Regions from separate parts of the Homo sapiens genome. Here region 2 is linked to region 1. Evidence: chromatin contacts called from ENCODE Hi-C or POLR2A ChIA-PET data. All regions are on one chromosome and are shown on one strand. The core of a region is the stretch at or near the end of the contact, and the rest is flanking DNA. Distances in the headings are between cores, read along the strand shown.

What was found. Hi-C counts contacts between places; a loop is a spot of excess contacts on that map. ChIA-PET counts read pairs that join two places held with the same protein, here RNA polymerase II (POLR2A). Pooled maps may share reads with other maps.
Region 2: a pooled map shows a loop between it and region 1 (4-fold over the local background). The contact joins the enhancer-like site here to the promoter of CFAP97 in region 1. A Hi-C loop is called at or near these places in 4 of 50 pooled maps. POLR2A ChIA-PET finds 5 or more read pairs at or near these places in 2 of 52 experiments (GM10248 and PC-9).

The regions. Positions count from the first base shown.
Region 1 is chr4:185,201,981-185,206,460 of GRCh38, forward strand. CFAP97 (cilia and flagella associated protein 97) reads right to left here and starts at 2,020. Exons shown (of 5, transcript NM_020827.3): 1 at 1,918-2,020. It also overlaps a transcript of SNX25 not described here. RefSeq lists silencers at 1,553-2,322, 1,932-2,103 and enhancers at 2,863-2,972, 3,083-3,172.
Region 2 is chr4:185,564,668-185,568,910 of GRCh38, forward strand. No RefSeq gene overlaps it. Among named protein-coding and RNA genes, the nearest start is that of SORBS2-AS1, 21 kb to the right of the region's middle. RefSeq lists an enhancer at 1-4,243. Within about 2 kb of position 2,449, at least 23 of the 41 ENCODE cell types and tissues checked have a DNase peak (open chromatin) inside an H3K27ac peak, as active enhancers do.

The DNA.
Region 1 (4,480 bases), core at 770-3,269:
AATCTGCCTTACAGCCCCAGCTGCAGACCCAGCTAAAGGAAAAAGGATTTTTGTTTTTCCCCCCATCCCCTACACTTGTCTCCTTGCCAGACTGGGAGCTCCTCGTCACTTCCTCATCTTTATAACCCCAGTACCCAAAGGAGAACCTGATGAATTTAGTCATTCAAAGAATGTTTATCCCACAAAGGAGTTTGGAGTTAGGAGATTTAAGATTGAGCCATGCTCTTTGCTACCCACGAGGGTAGAAAAATCGCCTTGTATGTGTGTGGCTGGGCATGGAGGCTCATGTGCGGTGGCTCATGTTACAGTCTCATGCCTGTAACTTTGGGAGGCCCAGGCAGGCAGACCACTTGAGCCCAGGAGCTTGAGACCAGCCTGGCCAACATGGCCAAACCCCACCTCTACAAAAAATACAAAAATTAGCCGGGCGTTGTAGCTCTCGCCTGTAGTCCCAGCTACTCCGGAGGCTGAGGTGGGAGAATCGCTGGAACCTGGGAGCTGAGGCTGCAGTGAGCCGAGATCAGGCCACTGCACTCCAGCCTAGGCAACAGAGTGAGATCCTATCTCAAAAAACAAACAAACAAAAAAAATCACCGGGTTTCAACCCAGTTTCCTTGATAGTTTCCTGCCATCTTCCCCCACCCCTCCGGAAGCACAAACCACAACTATGCCTTTATCTGCATTTCCATGATAAGGTCATGCAGTCCCCAAGAGCTGGAAGCCAGCTGCCTCCCTAAGTGGTCACAGTTCATGCGCCCTGGTGCATAGTCCGGTGCCTGTGAGACTTTTCAGGTTTAAATTTTAGTTAATAATATCCAACAGAGTTACTGTAAAGATTTCGACACTCATGTGACTTAATTTACAGGAAAATTTACCCAACAATCCCATCCACTGAGCAATTCTTTTGATAACATTTACTACGAGGTAAGTGATTCAATTTACCAGAGAATAAGAAAAATGACTTAATAAAGTAGTTAAGATTCTCTTTACAACAGACTAGGAAAGGATAAAATTAAAGGATAGTTCATCAGACCATAACAACCCTTTGGTGCTCAATCAAGACAGAGTTTTGCCAGGAGGGGCATGGCTCACGCCTGTAATCCCCGGACTTTGGGAGGCCAAGACAGGAGGATCGCTTGAGCCCAGGAGTTGGGAGGCTGCAGTGAGACATGATCGTGCCACTGCACTCCACCCTGGGCCACAGAGCGAGACCCTGTCTCAAAAAATAAAAATAAAAAAAAGAGACAGGTAAGTTTTTATCAAAGCTGCCTGAGAGTCACTGGGCACGCCCCACTTGCCAGGTCCTACAGACCAGCAATAACAAGACTAATGCTTTCACCAAACATCAGGAAAATACACAGAAAAGCACCGGGCACTTTTTAAACTGTCATCTTGTTACTGTGACAATACATTTCTGTAGTTAAACAGCACAGTAGGCCTCCAACAAGATGCCCAATTGGGTACATGAAAATCCCGGCCCAAATTAAACACCTGTTTCCAGGAACGCTAGGCTCTTGTCTACATCCCCTACCGTCCCCGGAAGGCAGATAACCCCTCGGGCCTCGTGGGTTAGGTTCGAGTCCCTACAAGTAGGAAGAAGTCGTCAGGGCCCGGCATGTGGTCGCGGCCCAATCTCAATTTAGGGCTGATCCTGACCCTCAAAGCCACCCGGAACGCGCGAGAGGGCGGGACCCGCCATTCTCACAGGGGACCGGGGTGGAACGGCGCCGCGACCCGCCGCCGCGGGCGCCCCTGTCGTGGGGGCGCGGTCTCCCACCGTCCGCGCAGGCTTCGTTAAACCCACCCCGAGTACTCGCCGCCGCCTGGGCTCCGGAGCGGGGAGACGGATGCGAACGGAAAGGAGCGTGGCGGGCGCCCCGCGAGCAGGGAGCCAGGAGCCGCTCGCGCGCCCCTCACCTGAGAGCCGCGGCCACCACAGCCCCACGCGCGGCGCTGGCGCACTCCCGCGGCCCTGAACGGGCTCCCGGCGCCGCGCGCCCGCGCTTCCGGAGGCGGAGAGAGCGGAAAGGGAAAGGAGGGGCGGCGTGGGGCCCGGCGCTTCGGGAGAGGCGGGGGCGCACGCCGGGCCTCGTGCGGCCCTCGCGGCGGGCGTCACAGAGCGCGGCGGGCAGGCGGCCAGGCCGGGGCTCCACGCGGGCGGAGTGGAGGCCGGGCCAGGGACGCGCACACTAGAAGAGCCGCGGAAGAAGGCGGTCCAGCCCGCGTGGTTGCCATGGCGCCCTAGAGGCGTTACTGCTGCTCCCGGCTGCCTAGGGCGGCGCGGGTAGGCCCCGTTGTTCTCGTGCGTTAATAGGGAAAGCTGCCTTGATTATCTTGTAATTCTCTACCAAACCAAGAATAAAAAAGAACGGCGGCTGTGTGTTTGTGATATTTTCTATCAGCAAATTTCAGTTCATACCACTAGTTAGTTCTGTGGACCAGAGGCTGGTTTCAGAATGGAAAGACCTTTGCCGAGTGGTAAACGAGGTGGGTAGTTAAAACAATCTAAGGTAAAAATGATCTCTGCAGAATATATTGAATACAATAACTTCTCGTTGAACTCTCAGGTATGGTAGGATGATGGCACCCCAAAAATGTGCACCTCCTAGTCCCCACAACACGTGAATATGTCACCTTATGTGGCAGACAGGATTTAGCTGATGTGATTAAGGATCAAAATGGGAAGATTAACCAGGATTATCCAGTGAACCCCATGGAATCACAAAGGTCCTTATAAGATGGAGACAAGAAGTTCAAAGTCAGTAGTGGGAGCTGTGAGCACAGAAGCTAGAGGTTGGAGTGATGTCAGAGGCAATGAGCCAAGGAGTGCAGGTAGAAGCTGCAAAAGGAGGAAACGGATTCTCTCCTGAAACCTCAGGAAGGAACTAGAGCCTGCAAATTTTGATTTTAGACTTAATACCTTAAGCACTGTAAGACAATACACCTGTGTTGTTTTAACTACTGAATTTGTAGTAATTTGTTATAGCAGCAATGGTATACAATCCAGTAGTTAATAAATATTGTTCACATCTAAGTGCAAAGAAGGGTAGGAAATATGGGTCTTACCCTGCCTGTCCCGGGGAGTTCCAGTAAGGATTGTCTATTTTCGTCCTTCACAATGCATTTTGTACTTGTTGGTCTTAATTACCAAAAGTATAATCAATTCTCTTTTTGTTGCCTAAAAGACAGCATTGGCTGGGCGCAGTGGCTCACCCCTGTAATCCCAGCACTTCGGGAGGCCGAGGCGGGTGGGGCCCCCTGAGAGGAGTTCAAGACCAGCCTGACTAATATGGTGAAACACTGTCTCTACTAAAAATACAAAAATTAGCTGGGCGTGGTGACGTGAGCCTGTAGTCCCAGCTACTCGGAAGGCTGAGACAGGAGAATCGCTTGAACTCCGGAGGTGGAGGTTGCAGCGAGCCGAGATCGTGCCACTGCACTCCAACCTAGGCAACAGAGTAAGACTGTGTCTCAAAAAAAAAAAAAGCAAGAATTTCACTTTCTTTTAAAGTGCTTAATAAAACTGTGTTGGCACCACTTTCCAGGGATAGTTGTTAAACTGTGGTTGGCCCGGCGCGGTGGCTCACGTTTGTAATTCCGCACTTTGAGAGGCTGAGGTGGGCGGATCACCTGAGGTCAGGAGTTCCAGACCAGCCTGGCCAACATGGTGAAACTCCGTCTCTACTAAAAATACAAAAATTAGCCAGGTGTGGTGGTGCACATCTGTAATCCCAGCTACTCAGGAGGCTGACGCAGAAGAATCGCTTGAACCCAGGAGGGAAATGTTGCAGTAAGCTGAGATCACGCCATTGTACTCCAGCCTGGGCGACAGAGCAAGCCCCTGTCTCTAAATAAATAAACAAACTGTGGTCAAAAGTTTATCTTACAAAGGACTTGAGTAGATATTTCTCCAAAGAAAATATACCAATGGCCAATAAACACATGAAAAGATACTCAACACCACTAATTAGGGAAATGCAAGTCAAAAACACAATGAGATACCGATGGCTTTAGTCAAAAAAATAGAAAATAAGGATTGGCAAGAATGTGGAAAGATCGAAACCCTTATGCATTGCTTGTGAGAATGTAGCATACTCAGCCACTGTGGAAAATAGTATGGCATGTTCTGAAAAACTTGAACATAGAATTATATGACCCAGCAATTTCCCTTCTGGACATACACTAAAAGGAAGTGAAAGCAGGGTCTCAAACAGATACTTATGCACCCATGTTCATAGCAGAATAGCCAAAAGGCGGAAAAAACTCAAGTGTTTGTTTATCAACAGACAGATGAAGCAGAATGTAGTAGATACATAAAATGGAATATTATTCAGCCCATGACTTGTGCGCCTCTGGTCCACATAACAACATTAAGATGGTCTGCAGGACAGACAGAATGGAAGATGTATGCCGGGCATGGTGGCTCACTCCTGTAATCCCAGCACTTTGGGAGGCCAAGGTGGACAGATCCTGAGGTCGG
Region 2 (4,243 bases), core at 1,199-3,698, 360 kb after region 1:
TCTTTCACCATGCTTTTTTCTTTGGTTGAGTACTATTCTTTCATATGACTATATCACAGTTTGTTTATCCATACCTATTGATGAGCATCTGGATTGTTTTAGTTTTTAGTTATTTTGAGTAATGCTGCTGTGAACATTCATGTACAAGTCTCTGTGTAGGCTTACATTTTCATTTATTTGGGGTAAATACCTAGGAGTAGACTGACTGGATCCTATGGAAGGTATTTGCTTACCTTTTTTTCTTTTTGAGACAGTCTTACTGTTGTCCAGGCTGGAGTGCAATGATGTGATTTCTGCTCACTGCAACCTCCCCCTCCTGGTTCAAGCGATTCTCCTGCATCAGCCTCCCAAGTAGTTGGGACTACAGGCACACACCACCATGCCCAGCTAATTTTTGTATCTTTAGTAGAGATGGGGTTTCACCATGTTGGCCAGGCTGGTCTTGAACTCCTGACCTCAAGTGATCCACCCTCCTCAGCCTCACAAAGTGTTGAAATTACAGGTGTGAGCCACTGCACCCAGCCATGTGGTTTCCTTTTTAAGAGACTGCCGTAGAGTTTTTCTAAATGGTTGTACCATTTTGCATCCTCACTGGCAGTGTATGAGAGTTCTAGTTGCTCCACATCCTTGCCAACATTTTGCATTGTCGATTTTAAGAAAAGTGTAAATTCATGCAAATTGATGGTTCAAATGTATATAATTATGTATATTACAAATAATACTGGAGAATTTTTGTTTTTTAGTGACAAGTTTTTGAATTTCCCCTTCCTTTTCTTTTCTTGTGTTATGTTAAATTGAACACTTAGGAAAGTAAATTTGAATTCTTAAAGTCATAAGGACCTTTTAACCTATTATAGCTGTGGTTAACTTTTAGTATCCTGGCAGGGAAAACTTTATTTCTTAAATATCTAAATTACAACTAGAGAGAAAAAAGAAAAGGAAAAAAAATGATTAAAAGTTGTATAGAGGAGGCGGCTTAGGTTGGAATGTGGTAATTTCCACCATAGTCCTAATTATGTATGGTTGTGTTGCTGCTCTCAAACCATAGCACTGCTTATAGGTTTCACAGGCTGGCACCAAGTTGAGCCACACCACTCTTGCTAACCTCTATGATGCTTTCTCCAATTTTTCATTCTCCACTGTTACTTACTCTGGGCATTTTAAGAGAGGCTTCTAGAAGACTGAGGGTCCTGAGAAGTTGGCAGTGGCTGTGACCAATTCTCCAGCTTGCCTGGAGGCCTCGTTGTTGCCTATGACTGCCTGTCCTGTGACGTTATCAGCAAACAAAGCAGCTGGCATGGGGTGCAGGGGGAAGGCCTGGGGGAGAAGGAAGGCAAGGTTGGGGTGGTCACTGAAGCACCATCTGGCTCTAGCAAGGACACGGGGAAGTTTGGAGTTCAGCTCCAGCTGGACTTTAAGAATGTATGGGGCTCCATTGTAAGGTGAATGAATGTGAAGAGTGCAGAGAGAAGGAGACGCAAGGAAGAGAGTGAGAAAAAAAAAGAAGGAAAAACTTTATGATCAAAGAAAAGAGTTTTTTTCTAATACGAAAATGATATACAGCAGTTTCCTTTTCTTTTTTTTTTTTTTTTGGTTTTAAGGAGAGAAAATTTATTAGGCAAGAAAGAAGGAAGAAAGGAAGAAGAAAACGGCTCCTTCATACAGAGACAGAGGGAGGGGGGGATTTGAACAGAGAAAACCCCCAGTTTCCCCTTTTTATAGTAAGAATAAAACACATTCACTGATAACCTCTGCATACTACTGCAATAGCATTTTTGGAGGTGGAGTCCCAGCACCGTCGGAATGATCCCTGGCATCTGGATGTGTCAGCCCATCAGTGCATCCTCACCTAAAGCACAGCATGTGTGGGGTGACAACTGGGTGAAGGGGAGAATGAGCCCCGGGGTTAGACCGGGAGCCTGCCTCTGAGGCTTCCTGACCTCGACTTCCCTGGGCCTGTTTCCTTATCTGTCATGCTGCGGTGATAACGCCCTCATCACAGGGCTTCTGTGAAGATCAGAATGAGACAATGTGAGAGTCTTTTTGTTCATAACACATATTTTCACATTTGTCAGTTTGTTCATGAGAGTTCAGTTCTGAACAATGTCTCTTTATCATCTATCTTCAAGAGCGTAGTGGGAATATAGGATTAGAAAAAAATTTTTGGTTTGGGTATCTTTTCCTTCTGTTGTTTTGACTATCAGCAGCCCTGATACTTGTAGACAGGCAGTGCTTGAAGGAGAAAGATCTTGGCTCACAGAAGTTTAATCCTTTCCATTTAATGACTGTAGCTTAGCATATTTTAGTTATCGTCATTTTGGATTTCATACTATCTGGCCTCACAGAATTGCACCAAACCTGTCCTGACCCCTGATACTCTCCACAATTTTTTTGCCAGTAAACCCTGTAATGAGTTTTGTTACCAGGATGCATGATGTTTCCATGCCTACAAGTCCTGTTTTCCAAACTGGCTGTTCTCAGGCTGGCAAGAGTGAGCTGATTTCACTCCAGAAACATTTTAAACTTCCTGAAAGATTAAGTGGCTATGAGCACTCCCACAGGGCCTCTGCAGTGTTCTTTGTTAGGGTCAAGGTTCATGCTTTCTTTACCAGTTTGATGATTTTTCTGTAATTCTCTATCTGAGAGGTGATGTCTATGTGAAGGTATTCTGTAGCTGCCAATCTAAAGGCCCATTTTCCTACTGTCTCTCCTTCCTTCTAACGCTTCGATCTCCAGACACTTTGTCAGTGATTCTGGCTTCCAGAACGCCTACCTGTTCTAGGGGAACATGTAATCTGTGAACAGCCTTGGACGAGCTTCCCATGGCGTTTGACACTCAAGGCTAAAAATAGCAAGATGAGGCCTGAAGCATTCTCCAAGGAAATGAAATCGAATCACGTAACTGGATTATTCTTGGTTATCTTGCAGATATCCGCGTGACCAGACGTCTACAAATGGTGGTGAGATCATTTCTCGTCGCCTCTTAATCTGTTGGCAGCTGACTTCTGAAAACGTCTTCAGAGTTTTTTCTTTTTTCCCCAAACCAAGGGCAGCCAGCAATTTTGAAACTTTGCATATTGGATTGTCATTGTGACTTCCACAAGTAATTTTGCAAAGTTCATTTTTCTTTCTTTCCTCATTTCAGACTTTTTTTTTTTTGGAGGGGGTGGGGGTGGTTTTACTTTTTCACAGTGGTTGCTAAGAAAGAATCTTCTGTTTATAGGCTCCTAACAAATAGTGACAGCTGAAAGACAAATATGGTGCTGTGTTTGCAGGACGATGGAAGGGGGCCAGCAACCCGCAGCCTCCAGGCACACACACTCACAAGGAGGCCTTTGAGAGTGCTGCCTGGCATTGTGGGTCCACAGATTGCTTGAAATCATTAAAAAAGGCGTTTGCCTCATACTTTCAATGACAACTTATTTCCAGGGGTCCACCAGCATTGTACAAATCGATAGGATTGTCAAGTTTTTTGTTTTTTGTTTTTGGATCTCAAAGCTTTTGCTTAACAGGGGCCGAAACACAGAAAGATTTGAATCTACTTTCACAACAGCGTTCTTTGACCTTTGGGTCATACGCTGGAGTGTCATAAACCAAGAAGCCAGGGGTAGGTTCATTCATGTTCACCTTTCTTTGTTTGGGAGAATTTCCTCCATTCTAGTGTGGTCCTAGAGCAGGATGGTGGCGAATGGGCTGCAGTTTAGAAAAACATTATGCAAAGAAAAGAGAAAGTGATTGTGTCTTTCTATCTAAGGCCAGCATATAAATGGGTATTTGGGTTCTTCGTTTCATAGTTTCGGTCTGAAGGAAATGGTTACCTGGGGTAACATAGAAGACCCTGAAATTATAACTACTGAAAAGGAGGCCTAGTGGAGGTGGGCTGAGCATGTCACCCTTGGCCAAGGATCACAACACAAGGTCAGAATAGCAGTGGGTGATGCCGTGCTGATGACTAGGATGACACACAGACAGCCCAGTGGGCTCCAGGCACTCTTATAAGCACCCTTTATGCACATATCAGTACTCAACACAGCACTGGCGGGTAGGCATTGCTACGAATCCGATTTACAAGGAAACGGATGGCAGAAATACCTTGTCCAAAATACACAGTACATGGCAAAGCTGTGGTTTGAATCCAGGCGGTTTGGGTCAGACCTGGTGCTTAAAGCTCAGCACTACGCTTCCTGTCTTGGGATCCCAGTGCTTCTCAAAGCCTGAGATTTTGTTCTCTATTTCTTTCTTT